Regions from separate parts of the Mus musculus genome. Here region 2 is linked to region 1. The links are chromatin loops, found by intact Hi-C in ENCODE. Cell type or tissue: left cerebral cortex. All regions are shown on one strand. Links, peaks and the distances in the headings refer to the core of each region. The heading gives the core; the rest is flanking DNA.

Evidence for each region. Peaks named below come from ENCODE experiments on the same cell type or tissue, not always from the same donor. Only the 100,000 strongest peaks of a DNase experiment are listed, where the experiment ranks them.
Region 2: it touches region 1 in a loop (6-fold over the local background); 4 of 42 quality-filtered maps call a loop at or near these places.

The regions. Positions count from the first base shown.
Region 1 is chr3:85,362,267-85,374,709 of GRCm38, forward strand. No RefSeq gene overlaps it. Among named protein-coding and RNA genes, the nearest start is that of Gm52637, 18 kb to the right of the region's middle. In left cerebral cortex, for the core only: no CTCF peak of the experiment used is centred there; DNase peaks (open chromatin) are centred at 5,180, 5,569 and 6,679; H3K27ac peaks cover 2,197 bases.
Region 2 is chr3:85,303,275-85,315,717 of GRCm38, forward strand. No RefSeq gene overlaps it. Among named protein-coding and RNA genes, the nearest start is that of 1700036G14Rik, 8.0 kb to the right of the region's middle. In left cerebral cortex, for the core only: no CTCF peak of the experiment used is centred there; DNase peaks (open chromatin) are centred at 5,677, 6,100 and 7,228; H3K27ac peaks cover 2,354 bases.

The sequences.
Region 1 (12,443 bases), core at 4,228-6,727:
GATCTATGGTCTTTAGAAGTAAATGTTAACTTTAAAATTGTAGTAGATCCGGGTCCTTGGATGTCATTAGTGAAAACGTAAATGCTTTCTGTGTTTGTCCTAGTTGGCATTCTATTTCTGTGATAAAACCCTGACCAAAAGCAGTGTGGGGAGGGGAGGGTTTGTGTCAGCCTATGGTTCCAGTCCAGGCTGGCCCATGGAGGAGGGCTGCTTACTGACTTGTTTCCCGTGAGTTGCTCAGCCTGTTTTCTCATACACCATAGGACCACTTACCCAGAGGGACCGCTGCCTTCCCACATCAGTCATTAATCAAGAAAATGCCCAGCAGGCTTGCCTAGGGGGTCAATCTGATGGTGACATTTTCTCAATGGAGAGTCCCTCTTCCCAGATAAACCCTGACTTATGTCATGTTGATTAAAATGAAACAGAACAAAACAACTAACCAGCACGGTGTTCATCGAGGGAAGGAACACAGTCTTTAAATGGGGAGGAGTGTGGTAGGTATGTATTCAAAGGTAAAGAAGAGAAGAACGCACAGAGTTGAAGCTAAGGCTTGATAGCTGCTACACTCTCTCCTCTTGTTATCAACAGTCTAACTCATCCATTCGTTTCTACTTTCTGAATGTAATATGGACCCAGCCTCCTGAGAGAGTACCTGGAGCAGCCCTGAGGACAGTCTATACATGCAGCAACTCTACTTCGTGAGCTGGCGTTAGCCCATGCGGCCTGTCTGCTTATACACTGGTCACAACACACGATCTATACTAAACGCAAAGCAGAGACTGTATCTAGGCACTGTTCCAAGAGCACCAGCAGTTGGCTCTGGTAGCCTGTGGCAGTAGCTAGATCTCAGCCACTGAACCCTGCTAAGGACAGCTAATCATGTGCTTCAGAATTCCTGAGTGCGAGATGGCTTACAGGGTTTCAGCTGCAGAGAGAGCGGACATGTGCACCTCAGTTGGGGAACAGACACAAGGCTTAGTCCTGTTAGAAACCAGTGAGACACAGTCCCTCATGCTTGATGGCCCAGCCTGTGGCAGGAACCCATCCCAGACAAAACAAAAGATGGGAGGCCACTGTTCCGGCCTGTGTGGACAGGGCTGGGTGGATGCTGGGAACTGGGCCCTGAGATAGAAGCGGCAAGGAAATAGTTTCCCAGTTGGTAAAATAAACCAGACAGGAGGGCTTTAAAATCTGTGACCTGCTGAACTGCCACAATAAGCAAGAAGATTTACTTCAAGGCTTCCTGGGTGTTCCATCATTTTTGGCCTCAGAACTAGTCAAAAATGGATCCTGTGTTGCTTCCTTTAATGAAGAAGGCCTTTGCCCCTTTGTGTGAGGAAGACATGAGGTAAGTAGCCCATCAAGCTGGGTGAGTGTGTCGTAGTGGGGCCATTCACAAAGGCCTGGGCTGAGGGTGCTTACCTAGCATGCACAAAGCCCCGGGTTCCATCTCCAGCCCCACGGAAATCAATGAAGCAAAACAAACAAACAAAAATCCCACAAAGTGCAAGTTGTATTTAGGAAACTGAAGGAGACAGTGAAGTGACCTGACAAACACCAGTGAGCTGCTATGCCTCCTGGGGCAGAGAGGATATTGTGTGGAAGTCAGTTCCCACTGCTGTTTTCCTAGGGTGATGTCTTAGGGTCACTATTGCCGCAGTGAAACGTCACCATTAAGGAAACTTATAAAAAAGAAAGCATTCAACTGGGGACTTGCTTCCAGTTTCAGAGGATGAGTCCATGACCATCAAGACACGAAGCATGGTAGCAGCAGGTAGGCATGGCATTGGAGCATTAGCTGAGAGCTATGTCCTGATCAGCAGCAGCAGAGAGAGAGACAGACAGACAGACAGACAGACAGACAGAGAGACACAGAGAGAAACTGGGTCCAATCTGGGCTTTTAAAACCACAAAGCCCACCCCACTGACTCAGTGACCTACTCCTCCAACAATACACACCTTCTCCAACAAGGCCACGCCCTTTGATTCTTCCCAAACAGTTCCACTAGCTGAGGACCAAGCATTCAAGCATACATAAGCCTACGGGGGGTGGGGGGAGAAGTGGGGGAGCATTCTTTAGTCAAATGGTCACAAGTGATGAGACAGGAAGAGGGGGCACACACACCACCACAAACCCACTGTCCCGCCTCTCATTTGCCTCCTACCACCCTGAACTGGCTAAATCAAATCCAAAGCCAGAACCCGAGTTCTACAGAACCCGAGGCCTACATAGCAGACTGATGTGGGGCAGAGTGGTGGAATGAGGCAGGAGGGGCAGGAGAAGGTCATCTCCCTGGCTTTAGAGGAAATTCATCCCCAGTAAGATGATGGCAGCAGAGACCTTGCAGGACAAGGGAAAAATCTGCATTTGGGGAAATGGCCAAGACCAGCTCCATATGACGTCTTTAGTATCAGTGCACATGTCACTAGACTCTCATAGGTAGGTGCATCTAGTTAGATTTTGAAGTCCCTGAGGGTTGAAACCAGGCTTTCATCACTCCTTAGCCAGCACTGAGCCTGGCACAGAATGCCTTCAGTTGGCCTTCACTGACTGGTTGACTAAATGAGTAAGAAAGAGAGGAGGCTATTACATTCTGGTCAATTTAATTTTCTTGTCAAATGAATTTTTATCCAAAAAAGAAAAACAATCACAGAAAACCCCTTTGATCTCCTTCCTCCACGGCTGAAAATTCTTCCTCAAGTATAACACTGGCTGTTGCAGCCCTTCAAAAAGGATTATGCTAAGCTTGAAGGAATATGTCTTTGATGGCTGTGAATGGAGCAACTCTCAGGGCTGTCAATCGAAACTGGAAGTGTGGGCAACAGGGCCCACTTGCAAGGCACTAAAGATTTTAGACACAAATAAACAAACACGCTGGAGTCGCCATAGCCAATCACCCTGGTGGTGTATGCTGCCAAGAATTCTTTTCAAGGAGAACTGTTCTATATTTTCCCCCAAGTGTAAGCACTGTGCTTAATTTAGGATTGGGGTTAGATACCAAGGAGCAGAGATTTTTAATTCTTCATCAAAAAAAAATATTTTTTTTGTTACTGCTGTTATTTTGACTTCTTTTCTGGTACTTTTCCAATTTTCCCAAAATGATGCAAGTATCTTTATTACATTAAGTAACAAGAATTTGTTTTGTTTTGTTTTTGTTTGGTTTCTTTGGTGGGGTTGTTTTTTCTATCTCTCTTTCAAAGATCATTTAGCTCTCTCATCTGCAGGACTCAGTTAGTACATTTCATCTTTCATTCCAGAAGGAACTATTACAATGTTCTCTGTAATCTGAATTTCATAGTAAGGTTACATTTGATAGCTCTTTAACAAACACCTTCAGACAAACCTGGCAGAATAATCTTGAAAAGCTGAGGACCACACCCACCTCCCCTGGAGTGCTGGGGATGGCCTGCCTAGAGTTTGGCCACAAGTCTGTCTCCATCAGAGAACTGTGAATTCCATACCTAACAAGAGAACTGTGGCTCACACACCAGTGGGTGTCCCTGGCTAGCTAAGCTGAAGGCCTGGCAATGACCTCTGGCAATTTCATTTGGTTTAGCCCTTTTGCCCCAGTGGAAACCTGATCCTTTTGCTGTTGTTTTAACTTTTAAAAAATATTTGTTTATTTTATGTGTATGAGTATTTTGTTCATACCTGCATATATGTGCACCATGTGTTTGTTTTGTGCACTCAGAGGCCAGAAGAGGATGTCCGAAGCTCTAGAACTGAAATTCAAATGGTTGTGAGCTATCATCTGGATGCTGGGAGCAGAATCCAGGTCCTTCACAAGGGCAGTGAGTGTTCTTAACCACGAGCCATCTCCCAAGCCCCAGAAACACGACTCTTCACACGGGTTCTGTTTGTTTCACCATCAAACACATCCATCGCACACAGGAGAATCAGTGGCCCTTCAAGACCTCAGCACCCTCTTCAGTGTTCCCTTCACAGACTGTGTAATCATTGGGCTGCTATTATTATTGAATTGGTTTTGTCACTATAGAAACACTGACCTCACCCACATCCCTTTCTATGACCTGAAGATAGTCCACACTGCAAGTTCCTGTCACCTTGTGTCCCTCATGCCCCACATCCTTCTTTGACTCTACTCCTGTTCTTTTCATCTTGCACGGCTATCTTCCTAGTTGACCTTTGAACCCTGTGAATGGTCTTTGTGCCTTACTCAAGAATGCTCGCCCACCTTAGTTCAGTTCTAACATTTTTAAGAAGTGGGAAATCATATTTCAATACAACCACAAAAGTTCATGCACAACATAAATGCTGAGTACTACATTCCAGAAAATGCATTAAAACAAAACAATTAAAAATTATCAAATTGATAAGCAAAAATATCTTTTAACCTTGTTACTGAGACAGTAAATTATTTGTTTTGATAAATATTCTAATAGTGTGTGAACATGTACACACGTTTGTGCAGACTCGTGTGTGTGTGTGTGTGTGTGTGTGTGTGTGTGTGTGTGTATTTTATTAAATGGAAGAGTCATCTTTAGTTCATGTGATGCTGGGGCTTGATCTCAGGGCCTGGCTCATGCTAGAAAGCACTTTCCCACTGAGCTATATCACCTCAGCCTTCCTTCAACTTTGGAATCAAGTCAGGGCTTCGCTAAGTTGTCCAGGTTGGCCTTGAACTTGCAATCCTCCCACCTCAGTCTCCTGAGTGGCTATGCCTTCAGGCCTGTGCCACCAGGTGCTGTAAACAACACTATTTATAGCTATGTTTTTCTCTCTGCTAAATAATATATTGGAGATGCTTTTCCATGTTGTTGATCTTTTATATTATAAGAAATGACTGCATAATATTCCAATTCAGCAACATTTATTACTTATTCAACAAAGGTCTTACTCATCTCTGATGGCTACTGTTATGCCTGAATACATGCCAATATAAAGAACTAGCTCTAGGAGAGTTAATGGATCAAGGAGTGTGCATAATACTGAGACCACATGACTGAAATCGCAAGTCTGATCTGCTGGGAGGATTGAGAACTAAGGTTAGAGGAAATCCCAGAGAAAATGTGGCCTGTAATGAAGACTGAACAAAGCATCATTGGTGAAGGGGTCATACTTTACTGAGGTATAGGGTATTGCTTTGGCAGCAAACAAAACCAAGTGGGAGAGTGGGGTCCATGGGGCAGTTCAGAAATCTGCTCAGCCTCCTTTGGATGGCTCTGTCCTTCTCCATACAGCTCCTGTATGTTCCACACAGGAAAGTTTTCTAAGCTGAAGAACAGGATCTTGCCAGAGGGAGAGAAGGAAGAGAAGGGGAAAAAAACATGGAAAGAGGAAAGAGAGGACTTATTGAAAGAAGATTGTTTTTGAAGGAAGGATTGCTAGCTCATAGGTTCCATTGGTGTGATATCTCTGCAGCCACCAACCTCATGACCCTTGAAAGACAAATGTAAAACATCTATACCAACATGTTTGTCTCCTCTGTGACTAGCCAAGTGAGGATGTTGTCCCAGTTGCTTTGACATCACACTGAAATAGTAGCTTAGTACAAATATAGATGGCTGAGAACTTTCAGAACTGTCCATAAATAGTGTGGGGGAAGGACTTTGAGACTGTATCCAGTGATGCCATTTCAATCACAACGCTAGGAAACCAACAGTAAGAAGCATCAACCATTGTCTCAAATAACCATGGAATGTATCTTCAGTTCTGGGCTTATGTATAGCAAGTGGAGGTGACCCTGCAGCCCAGAACAAACACAGTGTACATTCACATAGGAAGGAGAGAAGGCAAAAGAGAGACTAAGGACAGAAAAGAAAGAGAGGGGCAGAGCAGACAGAAGTGAAAGGAGAGAGAAAAGACACAGCTTCATCGCCTCAGAAGCACGAGAGGAGTGACTTGGGTACCATTGTGAGGACTTCCTGGACAAGGGGTCCTGGAAATTCTTCATCCACTTCCACGTCTGTTTCATAGCAAGGGGTGTGGAGTTTCTAAACAGTCTGCATCATATCTGACCCTTCTAATTCTGCCCCCTTCTGCAGGTACTTGGACTGGTCTCCCAGGAAGAACGTGGGGAGTCTTAGGATATTTGATAGACTAATCTTTAATGAACCAACAATGTATCATCAACACTGTAGAAACATACTTGTACAAAGTCCTGTCATGGAGAGCGCCATGTCACTTCAAGGACTAGGTTCTAACAAGATCTGCATAAAGAATCTCTGGTATCCATGCTTTCTGAGTGCCTGCTTCTGCACGGATCTGGGCAAGATCATAAGCCCTGCTTACATCATTGTCACCCAGGATGGAGGGTGGTTTCAATTGACAGCAGAGACTGGCAGGAGCCTGGAAAAGTACAATAATATTCGAAGTTGCCTTCAGTCTTATTTTTATTTGGGCTAATTTGCATGACTGGTGGATGCCAAATGAAGATATTTTTCCTTCTCCTTGGAATAGCTTCATTTTAAAATATCGTTCTTTTCAAAGTGCCCAAATATTACTGTGGTGAATAACGAGCAGACGGGAAGTGGGAAGGGTGGGGCAGGTTCAAATGCTTTATGCTCGGCAGAATAACTTAGCTTTTCAGATTTCTAGCCTCCCTCTGTTCTGCTCATCTGAGGGCACCATGCCCTCCATTCCGTGGAGATGCAGCCACCCAAGAGCCCCATCAAACTCCATCGACCTCCTACACGCAGCCTATTCGAAGGGCGTATGGCAGCTGCCCCTCTGCAGGATTAGCATGACTCACTCTATAAGCGAGGGAAAGCTTCCAGGCTGTGGGACTTTGCTACTTGCAACTCTGCCGGAAGCATCCATCACTCTGCAGCGAGGGAGAAAAACAACCCAATGTCTCATCGAGTCATAGACACTCTGAAAATGGAGTTGCAAGGAGGTTTGTTTTTTTATCCCTTTTGGAGCAGGCACTATCAGGAAGCCACCGACAGTTAAATGTTTGACTAATTTGAGCGCACAGCTTTTTTTTTTGTTAAGAGAAAAGAGTGTATCTGTCTGGTTTCCAGAATGGTAGGTGCCATATTGCAGAGTTCCACTGTTATTTCCCCAGCCCTAGTGAGCTGCTGTCTCTCCCTCCTCTACCCAAAGCTGCACCACCCTCCCAGGCCCTTGTAAAATGTCAGCAGTTCTTCCAGGAAGCCTCGCCCCTGTACCAGTTCATCTCACCGCTAAACAATTTAGAGATTAATAATGTAGCAACAGGAGAGAGATTAAAAAGCCATCTGGTGAGCAAGCCCAGGCACAGCTTAAAATACCTACAGCACCAGAAAGAGATGAGTGCTCAGAGAGCAAGGCTTGGGGTCAGAGCGCTCTGAACTCAGTGTCTAAACCTTGGACTTACTAGCTGTGTTCATTTGGGGTGGTCACTTAACCTTGTCCTGCGGGTCAGGGGATAATACTCATCCCTCTCTCAGAGGACTTTAGAAATGAATTTATTGTCGTTGCAAACAGGCTAATGCAAATGGCATAAGCACGTTAATCCTGCAGCAGGGATTGACCATCGTCCATCCTTGGGGAATACCACCAGCTTCGGGGCTGTTAGAGTGAGACTGACAATGTGCTGGGCAATCCCCTCACATCTGCCTATAGAGATCGGCAGATGCCAGGGTCTAGACAAAAAGCTTCACTGTCTCTGACCCTCATTGGCTCTGGGAGTCGGAGCTCACAACATTTCAAGAGTATCTTCTTTCATTCACCAAACACTTGTGCTTTATGTACCGGGGCGCTCATCTTGGAGACAAGCCTCCTTACCCTCAAGGAGTCAGAAAATAGATGACATATTAGAGGCGTAGAGAGCACGCTCCCAGTCACGTGATGGCGTTGAGAGCACGCTCCCAGTGACATAATGGCAAAGAGAGCACACCCCCCCCCCCCCCCCAGTGACGTGATGGCAGGAAGGTCCAACTGAGATGAGGGCCGAGTGAAGGCCAGAGGGAAGGAGGAAACAGGCAGTGGAGGCAAGTTGGGGCATGATGATACCTCCTCTTCTTGCAGCTCTGGGCCTCCAAAGTCAGCAGAGGGAAAGCGACACATGCTTTCCAAGGGGATCAGAGACTGGCTCCTGCCTAACCCAGGGCTGAGAAGTGGCCCCATCGGATACGGTAGCCAGGCAGGTAGTGGCAGGATCAATTAGAATTCACCAAAAGTTCTATGGAACAGGAAGCGGCACCCAGAGAGTGACACGGCGGGGTCTGAAGAAGGGCAGAGAGACCCTGGTCACTCTTTGGAGAGGGGACATTTATCCCTCGGTAGCTCTGATGATGTGCAGAAAGCCACAGATGATGGTTGTGAAGATGAAGAGTCCGCAGGGACTCTGCCTTCTCTTGGGAAGCACCCTCTCGAGCACCCGGGGGACCCAGGGCTTCTGGCAGCTCTGAAACTCAAAGGGAATCGCTCAGTTGCTGGTGCTCCGTTCTCTTCTGACTTCTCCCAGCAAGGGTGGTTCAGAGAGCAGTGTCTCGGTTCTTGTATTTATTGGGTTTATCTTTAACCCGAAGACCTGTGAACATCCTGAAGGCACGGACCAAATTCTTAGACCCAGATTGCCCACTACGGTTTCCTTAAGGGTAAGTAATACTCACCAACGGTTCCCTTTACCATGAACCATTGTCCCTGGTCCCTCTGGGCACCAACTCGTTCAGTTAGTTGTTAGTTCTGCCACTCAGTGAGGTGGAACATTTTTTTTTCCAGATGAGAAACAGGCACAGAAAGCATAGACACTTCAACTGAGGATACTTGGTAAATGGGAATTAGTCTCTAGAGCAGTGTTTCTCAACCTGTGGGTCTCAACCCATTGGGGGTAGGGCTGTCACGTATCAGACATTCTGCACACCAGATATTTACATGGTTATTCATAACAGCAGCAAAATATCAGTTATGAAGTAGCAATGAAATAATTTTATGGTTGGGGGTAACCACAACATGAGGAGCTATATTAAAGGGCTGCAGTATCAGGAAGGTTGAGAGCCACTGCTCTAGAGGAACAGCTGCAGGCTGAACTTCAATTTCTGAAGCCCTGACCCCCAGGATCTAAGAATGGGACTGTAGTTGGTGGCAGGGTCTTTAAAGAGGCAAGTCAGTTAGTAAAGTCATTACTGAAGCCCCTGATCTGGAGGCCAGCATCCTTACGAGAAATTTGGATATATATAAAGAGAAGATGTAATGACAGAAAAAAAGTAGTCATCTGTAAACCAAATTCCTCCTCAGAAGGAGCCATCCTGGTTCAACCTGGATTCCGGGCTTCTGCTTCAGGACTGTGAAGAGGTAAATTCATGTTGCTTTTATCTCCCAAGTCTGTGGAATTTTGCCAGCCAGCCCTAGAAAATGAATTCAGTCAGCGAACAAATGCTGGGCAATGATAGGGAGACTGCTTTCTTTCTGAACACTCAAAAGTGACCCAACCATGCCTCCTAGGTCAGTGTGGGGGCAGAGGGTAGGACATCTTGCTCCTCCTCATTAGCACTGCTCAATGAAATGTCCAGAGCTTCCTAGGGGTGGAGGAGGCCCCACCAGGAGACAAAAAACGGTATTAGAGTTTAAAACAAAAACAAGTGATCAGGCAAACAAGGAAAAGAGGCTGCTGCCCAGCGAAGGAAGACAGGGGAGAGAAAGAAAGGCAAGCTGTTGGACCTCAAGTTTTCTGTCGAGCAGTGGACTGAGCCACGTGGAGCACAGGCAGCCTCAGCTTCAGAAACGAGTCGGAGAGCTCAACGTGTTAAAGAAGAACATGCCCAAGTTCAAGCTGGTATCAGAAGAGAAGAAAAGAAAAGGTTATCCCAATCTGAGACTGGACTCAAAGGCAGGCAGTCCAGGTTTCTGGGGAGAAAAAGAACATTATTTCAGTAAAGAGATAATTATTCCACGTATCCCTGAATGCTTCCTAAAGGGCTTAGCCAGGCGATTGACTAGCCCAACTAGATAGAATGTTCACCTCTACTCAGCCAAAGATCCCATTGTCTTGACCGGAAGAAAAACCCTTCCCCTTAGTGAGCCTTTGATGCTATTGCAACAGTGAGAATCTAAAGGTGGCTAGGAGTGCATTCCACTCTCTGCAGACTAATCATGAAAATACAGTTAGGCCTCTGAATACACAGAATCTATAACCCTAGGTCAACCAGCCAGGGTGGAAAAAATGTTAAATGACAATTGTGCTGAGCATGAACAGACTATTCTTCCTTGTCATTACCCCACAACAATACAACTATGTATATCACACTCACAATATATTTAGGAATTATCAGTAATCTACAGATAGTTCAAATATGGAGATTAGGCAATATATACCATTTTATATAAAGAACTTGAGTAGCCAAGGTGGCAAAGGTCCAGGAGTCAACCCCACGGAATGCTGAGGGATGATTGTAAATTTAAATTTTACTTTAATCAACTAATCATACAGACATAGGTGTGCTGCCATGAGAAGTCAAAAGGAGAGGACTGTAAAAAGGCTGTAGAAGCAGATGTCAGAGCAAGTCGATCCAGCAGGGGTGGTCAGCAAAGGTCTCCAAGCCCAGCAGCAGGAAGAGTGTGGCATACATGTTTATGTGTATGTGCATATTTATATATGTATATATATGTATATATGTGTATATCCACATATAGCAGGAACTTGTAGAATGGAGGGAGTGGTAAGGAAAGACAGAGAAGCAGGAAGGACAAGAAGAAAAGATGAGCAGAAGCCAGAGGGAAGAAGAAATGAACAATAGCTGTAGTCGGCTGCATTCAATGGACTGTGCTAGATACCTTCATTCACAGCAACTGGTATTCTACCACATAGCTGGGAGAAGAGGCAGCACTGCCCTTACCCAAGGCTAGCCTACTAGTCCAAGAAAACAGCTCTGCCATAGGTTGCCTATGTCACTGTGGCCTGGGATCACTCTGCTGTGACACAGAACAGCCCAAAGCAGTTCACTAAAAGCTTGGTATGTCCACGGAGGCTGCTGCCTCTGTCTGCATTCCATTGCTCCAGTGGCCTCCCTCCATGGCTTTGAGCAAAGCTCAGGGTAGTTCCATATGTCACAGAAGGTCAGGAATGGGTGGAATGACGTGGGAGGTGCTGGAGGGCTCAGATTCGCAGGCAGAGTCTAAGATAGCAGCAGGAATTTACAGCCATGAATCAGGAGATTTGAAATACAAGCAGAGCTCTCTCTCCCTGTCTCTCTGTCTCTCTGTGTCTCTGTCTCTGTCTCTGTCTCTCTCTGTCTCTCTCTCTCTCTCTCACACACACACACACACACATACACACACACACACAAAAGCACATGCACTATTGCACACTGGGTGGGGCAGAGCTTAGATGGAAAGCGTTTTATCATCACCATTTATAAGCTATTTTCCAAAGACCTCAGTCACTCCAGTCACTCCTGTTTCCTCTACTTTGCCTGCTGGACTTGACCCACACTCCCCTCCCTCCTTTCCAAAAGAATAGGAGTAACAGCTAAATGGCTTTTGCTAACCATATCCCCCCCCCCAAATATGACTGGTAGCCTGCTCTTTACTTAGCTCAAAATCCATTAAGAGAATTTTGTTTTAAAATCCAGTGCTCACACAAAATAACTTTGTTTCTTTTCCAACAAGAAGACTTGAGCTATATGCAGTTAGACTTACCCTACTAGTTTCCCTTTTCATCATAGCTACTAGGAAGCTCACCGTGATAAAACAGTTATATCAGTGTTGGTTATAGTTCTTAGTTATTACTGTTTTTGTTTAAACCTAATTTTCCATTTATGACTCTCTTGAATTTATTTTGCTGAGCTTTCTGGGAGGGAGAAGAGAGTTAACAAAAAGCAAGCCAGTGTTCCCTGCCTCTAGGTCAACTTCTCAAACTAAAATTCCAACAACCTGATGGGTATTGCAATCTCTCAGCCAGTGTAGCATAACAGAACCACAGTGCAGAGCCCATTTTGGTCCCCACTGAAAAAACTCAAGCATTGTTTTATAGTATTTGTTTATTGCTATTGTATTTTTTCCCGAAAGCTTAGCAATTTCAACAATAAGCATTTCCTATTGCTACCCACAGTTTCCATGTTTATGGGATCCAGGAGCTGCTGAGCTGGGTGGCCCTTCTCAGAGGAGTCTCTGGTAGGATTACAGGCAAGATGCCGTCCAGGGCTACAGATATCTGAAGGTCTAGGGAAGTCCTGCAAGCGGGGCCTTGCTACAGGAGCTTCTCTGTAAGGCTGTCTGAGAGTCTCTAGAGAGGGGAAGCTCGTTTCCCCCTAAAAAAGTGATGAGAGAGACTGGGTACAGGGGTGGCAGGAGGGGGCACAATGAGACAGGCAGGCCATGATGCCTTTCTTGACCCAGGCTAAAGAGTCACACGGCAACATTTCTGCTATCTGTTTATAGAGGTGAGCCATCGTGTACTGAGGGCAATCTAGGGTGAGGGGCAGGTTCTGCTTTCCAAAGGGAGGGACCCCAAAGCACTAGAGGAAAACATGGGAGCCACCACTCAGAATGTAAA
Region 2 (12,443 bases), core at 5,050-7,549, 58 kb before region 1:
GGGAAGAAGTTAGATCACTGGCAACATTTCCTTCAAAAGGATATTGGTACCCCAGCCCTTTCTTGTCTTTTATCCTTCATTGCTTGGCAACCATGAGATTAACAGCCTTCCTCTGCCACATGCTTTTGCCATGCACTGTGCTGCCACAGGCCCAAAGCAAGAGTGAAGCCATTATGGGCTGGAACTCTGAAACTGTGAGCCAGAACTCTCTAAACTGATTGTCTCGAGCATTTTTGTGACAACGATGAAAAGCCAAATGAGAGGAATCTTTTAAATGTCTATTAGCAAATGGCACCAAGCTTACAGAACACCGTGGAACAACAACGGACCTACCCTTTTGTGATTGTTCATCATCACTGCCAGCTCAGCTGAATTTCAAATCACCTGGGAAGACACCCAAGATGGTTTTCCCAGAAAGTTTTAACTGAAGACAGAAGACCCACACTGTGGGATCCATCATCAAGGACTGTCTTAGTTAGGGTTTTACTGCTGTGAGCAGACACCATGACCAAAGCAAGTTTTATAAAGGACAATATATATTTGGGGCTGTCTTAGAGGTTCAGAGGTTCAGTCCATTATCATCAAAGTGAGAGCATGGCAGCATCCAGGCAGGCATGGTACAGGTGGAGCTGAGAGTTCTACATCTTCATCTGATGACTGCTAGGAGGATACTGGCTTCCAGGCAGTTAGGATGAGTCTTATAACCCACACCCACAGTGACACACCTACTCCAACAGGGACACACTTCCTAATAGCGCCACTCCCAGGGCCTAGCATATACAAACCATCACAGGGACTGAAGGAAAAGCAGACAGTGAGCAGCATACATTTCTCTCTGCTTCTGTCTGGCTAAAGACACACTGAGACCAGCTGCCTCGTGCGTCCATGCCTTCTCTGCTCTCCAGCTGTGAGCCCAAACAAACCCTTCCTTCCTTCCTTAAGTTCTGTTTGGAACAAAAGTAACGCACCAACTGCTGAGCTATCAGGCCTTCACCCAACACAGAGGCCACAGCTTATATCCTCTTGACAAGAGCAAAGCACAGCACACAAACTCCACACTGCACCAGAGCCTTCAGAAACAGACTCGAAGACCTAGGGAAAACTGGCTTTTATGCTCAGTGTGATGAAAGGAATGGGTAGTTTGGGGAATTAATTCAACAAAAAGAGTGTGGCTACAGAAGACTCAGGAAGACTTGTCCAGATTCTTATCTATGTTTCTGCAAGACTCTTCTTCCTGAGGTGTGGGACAGACCCTTGTCACTCTAACACCTTCAAGGCAGAGGAGGGGCTGCCCAGACTGTGTCCTTCATGGGCTTTGGGCCTTGCTCTATGGCAAGGAGCTCTTTTTTCTATGACCCAGTTGAGGAAGAGAGGAGAAAACAGAGATATTACATGGTGATCCCTAGGGAGGGGGAGAGAGAGGACAGGGGAAGGACAGAGAGACCTTACTTCCCCAGCCTTCCTATCTCCCACGGTTCAAAGTATTCAGGTTGCCAGGGGGACCCCTAAAGTGTCATTCTGGACCCCCAAAGTCAGGTAGCAAAAATCACATGTTCAAAGGGCCAAGGATGCGTGTGACCATGAGAAAGGCTTGAAGATTCCCAAAACAGAGATGATGTGGAAGACAGCAGCTGTAGGTCAGTAGGGTGGGTGGGGTAGACTGTGGATGGTGTGGGAAACAAAGCAGTTTGTAAACAGACTTTAAGGGGCAATGTGAAGATATTAAGGGTTTTATAACAAGAAGCCTAACATGAGTACTATTTAAAAAAAAAAAAAAGAGGAATCCCAAAAGTTGGGAGGAAGAGGCAGGCAGATCTCTGAGTTTAGGGCCAGCCTGGTCTACTAGTGAGTTAGTTGTAGGATAGCCAGTGCTACACAGAGAAAGCCTGTCTCAAAAACAACAGCAACAATGACAACGACAATGAGTTGGGTGGTGGTACAGCTCAGTTGGTCTTACACGCGTTCACGACCGGCCAGGAAAGACGCAACAAACCGGAATCTTCTGCGGCAAAAGCTTTATTGCTTACATCTTCAGGAGCAAGAGAGCAAGAGAGCAAGAGTGCAAGAGAGCAAGAGCAAGAGCAAGAAAGCAAGAGAAAGAACAAGAACAAGAAAGCAAGAGAAAGAACAAGAACAAGAAAGCAAGAGCAAGAGAGAGAAAAAGCAAGAACAAGAGAGAGAGAAAGCAAGAACAAGAGAGAGAGAGAGAATGGCAAAACCCCGTCCCTTTTAAGGAGAATTATCCTCCGCCTAGGACGTATTACTCCCTGATTGGCTGCAGCCCATCGGCCCAGATGTCATCACGAGAAAGGCAGAACACATGGCGGGAAAACTGCCCCTGCACGTGTGCAGATTATGTTTACCACTTAGAACACAGCTGTCAGCGCCATCTTATAATGGCAAATGTGAGGGCGGCTCCCAACATCTCCCCCTTTTCTTTTAATAAGAGCAATAGGCCACCCATATTAATGAGAGTGGAGATAGAGGTCAAATCCCCAGTGTGCAGGTAAAGGAGCCATGTACAGGATTAGCTCTTAGGCTCACAGGCTTTTACCCAGAGCAACCCTGACCTGCTCCCGTGTCGTTTTTCCTGGGGGAAGGACACTTGAACACTCAACCTTCTTGAAAGATGACATGTCTCCCTAGAATAGGCTCATATGTGCCGCAGAGCCCTTCTACTGCAGTGCTTAGCCGTGCAACTCTCTCAGGCTGCTGAAGTGCACTCACTCTATCCCGTGCAATGAGACTAGCCTCGTGGGGTGCAAGAGCTGAATGGCCAGCGACCTATTGCTTAAGCATAGATATATCAGGGGAAGCACCATGTTCTAGTGCTGCAAGTACCTGGGCAATAACCACCTTGTCTCTCCTAGTTTGGGCCTTAAGCTTACAGACCAACCAAAGAAGCAACACTAATCCACAGCAAAGTGTATCTCCAAATAATCCCACCCATTCTTTAAAGAAGGAAAATGCTGAGGAGATCCAGTTGGGTAATCCTTTGGTCAGGGACAGGTCCAAGCGCGTGGAGTTGACCTGAATGATGGCAATTCTCAATTCCCGAAGGGTCTGTTCAAATTCAGCCGTCCAATTCTGTAACATATACTGAGAAAGACTTTTTGACAAATTAGCTACCCTAGTAAATTTCTCATACTGAATGGAAGTAACGGACAATCCCGGAAACTTTTGTTCACATCCCAGCTGAGCTATTTGCCATAATACATCTAGTTGTTCCTGGACAAGATCTATGCGTTGATTCATTTCTGCCCATGGAGCATTTTTGGGATTGGAGGATGGCGGCCGCTAAGCCTGCATTGGTGAGAGGTCCCCCAAGCTCCCGACAAACCCTGAGCCAGTCTTGTAAACCTTTGTTCTTTCTTGGGGCTATGGCCGCTCAGCATTCCTGCGTGGCTTGCTCATAAATAAGCTATTCTACCAGAGGTGCGGCTTGCTCTGAATCTCCAAAAATACACTCTGCTGCCTCTGTCATTCTGGCCACAAAATCTGAGAATGACTCCTGAGGTCCCTGGACGATCTTTGTTAGTTGTCCAGTGGCTTCACCTGCTCGGGAGAGCGCCTTCCAGGCCCTAATAGCCTTTTCATCTGATTCAGAACTATTAAGAACTGGCTCCTTGAGCTCACCTAGTGATGAGTATAGGCTCCTTCTCCTAGAGACCTCCGCTGATTGATCTTTTTTCTTTTCCTTCCTTCTAATCTCTCCCCAGGTATTCTTACCTGACCTAAACTTTTCCTCAGGTTCAAGACCCGTGGAAAGGCCTGTATACTTATTTTGTGTACCATATTTCCTCTTTGCTCCTACTCTCTCTCCCCGCTTTACTTCTGATAGATTGCCCTGAATTTCATCCAGAATTTTCAGCCCTGCCTTAACCGCTTGATAACATGTGAAAAGGAACAAAAAGGCTCCTAACACTGGAGAAAGTTCAAGGCCAAACATACCTTGTAAAGCTATTTTCCACTTTACTTCTGATAGACTGTCTTGAATTTCGTTAGAAAGTTCAAGGCCAGACGTACCTTGTAAAGCTATACTTACGAGTACCCTGTTCCCCAGCTGAAGAGTTCTGAATTCACGCAGTTGAATCCTTCTCAACAGTCTGTGTTGCGGGAACACTTTATTACCACCGTTCCCCAGCTGAAGAGTTCTGAATATACGCAGTTGAATCCTTCTCAACAGTCTGTTTTACGGGAACCTTTATGACCGTGACCCGCAGTTCTGGTTCCGGAATGAGGAATCTTCCTTGCGCCGGTGATGGTAACCATCCCAGGTTTTCTCGTCCCAGGTCTTCTCATCTCAGGTCTTCTCATCCCGGATTTCAGCACCAACTCTTACACGCGTTTGCTACCGGCCAGGAAGAACGCAACAAACCAGAATCTTCTGCGGCAAAAGCTTTATTGCTTACATCTTCAGGAGCAAGAGAGCAAGAGAGCAAGAGAGCAAGAGTGCAAGAGAGCAAGAGCAAGAGCAAGAAAGCAAGAGAAAGAACAAGAACAAGAAAGCAAGAGAAAGAACAAGAACAAGAAAGCAAGAGCAAGAGAGAGAAAAAGCAAGAACAAGAGAGAGAGAAAGCAAGAACAAGAGAGAGAGAGAGAATGGCAAAACCCCGTCCCTTTTAAGGAGAATTATCCTCCGCCTAGGACGTATTACTCCCTGATTGGCTGCAGCCCATCGGCCCAGTTGTCATCACGAGAAAGGCAGAACACATGGCGGGAAAACTGCCCCTGCACGTGTGCAGATTATGTTTACCACTTAGAACACAGCTGTCAGCGCCATCTTATAATGGCAAATGTGAGGGCGGCTCCCAACAAGTTGGCAAAGTGCCTGCCCGGCATGCACAGAGTCCATGCTGGGTTCCATACCTAGCACTGCAGAAGTCTGCCACCATGCCTATAGCCGCGTCACTCAGGTGGCAGAGACAGTATGATCTCCTGGTCCTTTTCTGCTACACAGTGAAGTTGAGACCAGCTTGGGCTACATGAGAGACTGTCTCAAGACAAGCCAATGAATTCTGTTGTAAGGTCAGGAGGGGTCGGGACAATAATAGATTCCCATGGTTTTTCAGGGATGCAGCAATGGGTAAAGGATGGAGGATGGAAGAATCCAGAGACATTGTGATCCTATGGAATGAAGCTGATACAGTCTAGTAATGGATGGGAGGATGGGGATGAAGGGAATTCAAGCATGACTTCCAGTTCCTATCATTTCATGAACAGTGAGGAGGAGGATGGTGGCAGGGTTCAAGAGGGGACCCAGAAGAGGGACCGGCTCTGGAGGAAAAGAGTTTGGAATATGCTGAAGTTCAAGTTCACAAGAACATAGAGACTCCCCCACCCCCACCCCACACACACACCAATGGATAAAATTCCTTTTCTTGACCCAGCAGTTGGGCTGTGTCAGTATCCAGTCTGTCCTGGATCAGTCCCTCCTATGGTCTTCCCTAAATGCAGAAAATGCAATGCTTAGCAAGTGAAACAGAAACAAACGTCCCACTGGCTCCACATGCTTCTCCCCTGGGCAGTCTTCATTTCCTGGCAGAAGCGTCAAGGGAGAAATCAGTTACTGCCATTTGCGCATGGAAGACGCTCTTGTTTCTCACTGCAGTGCTGAGCCCTGCTCCCTGGCAGCTGCTGCAGCCACAGGTGGAAGCTGAGAGCAGCCTGGAGCAGGGAAAGATGAACAGACACCCACCTCAGGCACCAGCCAGGCTGTGGCTCTGCCTGTCAGCCCAGCTAATGGGATGATTGGCTGCTATTGACATAGCTCCATCTCTCAAAAGGCAAATAAAGCTAAACTACCATGCAGGAAGTGATTGCAGGGAGAAAAAGACCCATTTCAAGATCCTGGGTGCTCGCTCTCCACAGTTCTTTCTGTTTTTTCTTCCCAAATCCTTTCATTGATTATATTGTTTTTAAAAAAGAAAGAGAGCAAAAACAAGGTCTTCGCTGTAGCTATATTGTGCCTGCTATGATTTTTTTATCCTCTCCTAGCAAGTTTTTAGTCAATAGAAACGAGCTGATCGCAAGCTGCGCTCAGCCTGCAGAAGGCTTGCCAAGCTCCTCTCCCTAAGTCCCACCACACCGAGACTTCTGCGCCAGGCCAGCCTGCTTCCACACTAGAACAGCAGGTTTCCTCTTTGAGCAAAGCAAGTGCCTTTCCCAGCTAAGTCCTCCTCCTCTAACTGGGATCCCCCATCTCCTTTATATCCCTTTTAGTGATAAATATAAAAACCACATTTAGGAATGACTGAAATACCTGGAAAGAGAAATAACAATGGCTTGTTCTTACAGTAAAACTGAATGTCTGGTCTCTGGTTCTCTAGATACCCAGAGGCTGGGCAAGGCTTTAGAGGAGAGAAGGGTTAGGTGGGTAGTGAAGGTCACAGGCAGGCCAAAGAAAGTCAAGCTAAGAAGCTATTTCCTTAGCCTGATATGGCTGTCTCCTGAGAGGCTCTGCCAGAGCCTAATATATAGAGGCAGAAGCTTGCAGCCAACCATTGGGCTGAGCTTGGGGGTCCTCGATGGAGGAGTTGGAGAAAGGACTGAAGGAGCTGAGGGGGTTTGCAGCCCCATGGAGGGAGCAGCAGTGTCAACAGGCCAGACCCCCTGGTGCTCCCAGGGACTGGACCAACAACCAAAGAGTACACACGGAGGGACCCATGGCACTGGGCATGTATGTGGCAGAGGATGGCCTTGTTGGGCATCAGCTGGAAGAGAGGCCCTTGGTCCTGTGAAGGCTCGATACCCCATGTAGGGGAATGCCAGGGTTGGAGGATGGGAGTGGGTGGGTGGGGGAGCACCCTCATAGAGGCAGTGGGGAGGAGGGATGGGATACGGGGTTTCCAAAAGGGGAGGCCTGGAAAGGGGAAAACATTTGAGATGTAATTAAAGAAAATATCCAATCAAAAAAAAAGAGAGAAAGAAAGAGAGAGAGAGAGAGAGAGAGAGAGAGAGAGAGAGAGAGAGAGAGAAAGAAAGAAAGAAAGAAAGAAAGAAAGAAAGAAAGAAAGAAAGAAAGAAAGAAAGAAAGAAAGAGTTCCTTGAATATGCCTCCCCTCTGGACAGTGCTAGCCAAGGATAGCTGGGGGCTTGGCAGATGGCTTTAGCAGCCACAGAGACGAGGAAGACTATAAGGGGAACCATGCACAGGAAGAGGGGGAAGGGCATATCTTTTGGGCTCACTGGTGTGTCCCACCCACTTGCTGGCCAGCTTTCCTGCCAGAGGGAGCCACTCTCCATTCATCCAGATGATATGATTCACTTTCCGTGGCAGGGGCAGGATTTTACTGGACTTTTAACATGGAAGGCGAAGAATTAACCTTGTCTCTCTCATGATGGCAAAGCCCTGTCCCAATAGTGTCTGTGGTGGTCGTGCTTGACTAAAAGTCTTGTATCACCTCCACAAGCATTGGAGGGGGTGGAATGGTTGAGCCTGCACAAGGAGGGATAGGAAGACAGGGAAGAGGCGGTAGCTGGTACAAGTAAGCTAGAAGGAACATAAGGTCCATTTTCCGGTACATTGAATGACATCATCTTCTTTCTATAGATTTCAGCAGAGGAGGAAAACCACGGAGACAGGCCTGGGTGGGTGTGAAGAACGAGGATTCTAAGGAATGTGGTTGGGGCCCAGAAAGAAAAGTCAGGCAGAATGTGTTAGCTTCTGCATTTGGTACCCCAGGAACCTCCAGTGGGCGAGTACTGAGGGGGAAAGAGGGTGGGGCACAGAGTGCCAGGGTCCCCATTTCTAGGACTAACTACTCAAAAGGAACACAGGTGTTAAAACAAAGAAAAGACAAACATAATTGGGAATATCAGCCAGTACCTTGATCTTCCTGGTGAGACAGAGGGGTTGGAATAGTGCCTGAACCTAGAGAAGAACATGTATCCTTGGATGAGGAGAATCTTAAGTGAGAAAAATAAGGACTATTAAATGAGTCACAGCTACTTCCTGGCCACCATCCTTGGATCTGAGACCCCTTTAAAAATGGCCCACAGCCCACTCTTCCCTGTCTGGTCAGAGGGGCAATACCAACACTCCACGATTTCCTTTCCAACACCAGGCCTTCGAAGTGACATGTTGCCAAGATATTCATTTGGCTTGGCACAGCTTGGGGTCCCTCTGTGGGCTGAGGAAGTTCACTGGCTCATCCTTGAGTGCTGGCATCCAGGAATTCCTGGGCTATGGCCTAGACTCCCTCCCTTTCATTCTTAAGTCAGCTTCAAAGAGAGAAATTTAAGTGGTTCCTTGATGTCCGTTTTGTTTGTTTTTTGTTGTTGTTGTTGTTGTTTGTTTCTTGAGACAGAGTTTCTCTGTGTAACAGCCCTGGCTATCTTGGAACTTGGTTTGTAGACCAGACTGGGCTAGAACTCTCAAAGATCCACCTACTTCTTTAATCCACGAGTGCTGGGATTAAAGGTATGCACCACCACCTCTACCACCACCACCACCACCACCACCTCTACCACCACCACCACCACCACCACCACTCCAACTCTTTGATGTTCATTTAAGATAGCCCGTGGGGGTTAGATCACTGAAAGCTAAAACCACTAACCATTAGCATTGTTATGGGATGATCTACTCGTGCAATGATTTGCCTTCGTCACCCTTCTTTCACACTTCAGAATTGCCTCTGAGCAAGGCAGGTTAGACAATTAAAGGAGTTCCCAAGCTAGTGAAGACCAGTGCTCAGAACTTACATTAAAAAAAATCTCCTTCCATTCTGTATTAGAAATCTGAGTGGTAGCCAAGCTTGAAAGAAGCCTCCTATGTGATTATTATTAGGGACCTGGTTCAAACTTGCATCTCAAGTAGCCACCAAGGGTTTTTGGTTCTGTCTTTCCAGGATGCCTCCATCGCCATGAAATCCTCCACACCCTCTTTTTACCCCTCATTGCCCCTTCCACCAAGATTATTTTGAGAAGAAAAGCAGCAAGCATTTCTCAAGGTTGCCATTCCCCCTCTCAGGTTCTGTTCAATTCAAACTGCCCCAGCCAGTGTTGTGGGCGGAGCATCCCCTGAAGTTTCATCATCCATCCATCATCCTCACCGCTGCTGGTGGAATTAGGGCACGCAGGTCCTCCTTGGCGGGCTCTCCCAAGGTCTGAGGGCTCATCTCTCACTGCTCTGCTTAGGAGCCCTTCCTACAAAGCTCTATATATCCAGCCATCTCCTGTATAGACAGGGGGTGGGTGGGGAGGGCAATCAGCTCTGGCTCCCAGGACATTGGGGCATCTGATTGCTTCCTCACCTCCAAAGATTTCTTAAGCTTCACTCTCACTGTGTTCCTTTCTGGACTCTTCAGCCCACCTCCCTCCTCGAGAGTTGGCAGAGCGTATGTTGAGGGAGCTGAGCTGAGCAACAGGGAGCTGTAGAGCATTTCTGAGACTTGGGAAGCCCTGATTGGGGGTATGGATCACTCTAGAGGGAAGGCTGTGTTGGATTCTGTCTCCTTGGGCCTCCCTGTCCCCACAAGGTTCTTACATCAACCTTTGCCAAATCCAAAACCACCTTTTCTCCTTTCTTGTCTTTGCTTTGTGTGATGACCACTCCAGATTTGTTCTATCTCTCATGCCTTGAGGGAGACGCTGGTTTATGCAGCCTTTTATGTCTCTGAGTATTTAATGGCTAAAGAGCCCCCACAGTGTAAGAAAAAGAAGCATGCCAGTTACTGTCTCCTTGCTGTGACCAAATACTTGAGTGGGTTGCTGGGTGTCTTTGTCCCTCTTCCCAATGTGGCCATATTGAATAAATGTCCTTTTCTGCTCTCTATTATTAATTTGGTTCTTTTATTAGCTTATGTAGGGCACATGGGTTGACCTGACTTGGAGTACAAGTTGTGAGCCCTAAGTTCTACATCACTGCTTAATAACCAAATTTGGAAAATCTGGGACTCTTCATGGGAACTTCACTTTCACCAGAAATTCAAGTAAGCCCTACACTTGACACCAGACCCATTGCAGTATAATAAATCAGTTAACCAAGCAACATTTGCCAGGAGACACTGGAAGATCAACACCCAGTTTGATAAATGGTTAATAATGATAATGTGCACACACACAGAGGCACACACACATACACAGAGGCACACACACACACACACAAACCATACACAAACATACACACACACACCATGAGCTGGGGGCGGGGACACACTCATCTTTTGTGTGTATTTTCTTAGAGTTCATTCATCAGAGAGCTGGAAGGAAACTCAGAGAGTTTATATCCACATGTGAAGAGCCATGGTTGAGGATTCCACCTGGTCTGAGGTGACAGCACAGTAGCACACAATTGTACACAATAACACACAGAAGCAAGACAATAGCAGAGCCCCTGGTGTTTGTCCACACCATTCCCAACTCACTTTCCCTTTTGCTTGCCCTAATTCTGAGCATCCACAGGGAATCCCCTGGTCTCTACCTCTCTCCTTTTCCCACAGTCAGTGCAGCTATCCTGGCTGTTCACTTGCAGGCAAACTGACCAGAGCCCATAGGATGGTGCAGCCCCAGGACCTTCGTTCTTGTTTCTAAGGAGTTCTAAGGAGATGGTATTTGGATTGTTTGCAGTGTAGGTGTTTTGTACCAAACATCCAGCTTTCCTGCGGCTTCCCTTCTGTTAAACTATTGATTCTTTGTCTGGGCAGCTGACAGGCAGCTTTGATGTGGGGATCTGTTGTGGTTTCTAGAGGAAGGAGATATTGGTGGGAGGATTTACAGCTGTTTGAAGAATTCTCCTTCCCTGGCAATTGTTCTGGAGGAGGCGACTGCAGGTTTCCTTGGCTGGAGGCAGCTTTCCTGAACTCTGTCTCTCCCAGAGAAGGAGAGAGAGAAAGCTGAAGTGCTTCCAAATAAAGATCGGAGATTGGATCTGAAGGGATTTGTTTTTAAGCAGTAAGAAATTCCAGATGCAGCCCACAGCACCAGCAGTTTGCTCCCTCCAGGCAAAGGGGCTGCCTTGGTAGAAGGGAGACAGGAAGGACACGGGAGGGCTTTACTGGCCGCCTCACCTACACATTTTCCTTTTACATTTTTCTGCCATTTGAGATTTCCCTGCTCTGTTTACAGCAACTTTCAGCAAGTGAACCGTGCTTTCTGGGGACCCCAACTTCCTTCCGTCTCTCTACAGCAGCACAAAAGTCAAGATTTTAATGCGTGGCACTGTGTTTTAATAGACCATTAAACTACAGCACCACACATTACCCAGCTAAGACACAACTGCAGACATAGCGAAGATGTGCTCTTGGGAAAGCACTACTTACCTTAATGGGAAGAGGCTGTGTGAGCAACTGAGCATCCCTGCAAAGCAAGCCAAGAGGAAGGGACTGGGAGAGAGGACAGACAGGAGCCTTGATGTAGGAGAATCAAACCCTCATCTCAAACCCTCTTTAGCAAAGCAGGGAAACTCTGGCCAATGACCTGTCAGTTGCATTATTGAAAGACGTTTGCCAACCCATGAATTTTAAGGTCCCTTGGCATTCTAGGCCCATTCCCATTGGTCTCAAGGTTGAAGAAACTTTGAGATATGTGATCAATTGTCTTAGGGTACGTATGTGTACATACATCATATACATATACATATACATATACACACATATACATATTCCTAATATACCTCATATACCTATACATATACATGGGGGAGAGAAAGGGGGCAGGGATCGGAGGGTTCATTTTCACGGTAGTTCTTTCTGTCTCAATAACATATAAGACTTAGGATCTGTCTCTTTTGCCATTTCAGAGAGGGCTAGAGCAAACGGTGTCTAAGAGAGAAGCAGAGGGATTCTCTCGGGCTGTGACGTCAGAGAGAGACCCCCCCTATCCTGCCACTGTGCAGGTCATTTTCCACCCACCTTGCTCTGCATCAGGAAAATCTCTCTGAGAACAGGAGTCTTCCAAGCCTTGCATGTGTGGGAGCTGTGAAAAGCATTTCCCCACCAAAAAAATTCCATCTCCACTCGCAGGCTTTTTCCTTGGATTCTTCCCGACTCCACAGCAACATTATAAAACCCTATTGCATACGTACTTGAGATAAAGGAGGATCTACTCCCCAAACACACTCTATATGCACACCCAGGCCTGCAGGAAACAGGAAGAAATGGAAAGACAAGGGAAATAACCCCCAAATCAGAGTACAACAAGACTTTTCCAACCACTGAAATAGTCTGCTCTTTCAGCCTTGAAGTAATCGCTTTTTTACTCACCCAGGGACATTTTATTCTAGGTGAGCGGACAGGAATGTTAATTCCATCCATGCTCCTTTCCAAGGATTGGCTTGAGAAAAGGACTCCCTCTCTCTCCTTTTAAATGAAGGCTTGGTGAAGAGGGCACACGGGCCAGGTCTGCAGGTGAGATTTGAAATGGATCTGGGTGGGGCCCTGTCCTCTCTTTGACTGGACCGTGAAGCCTGGAGGCTCCCTTCCACCTTTCTGTCTTCTAGG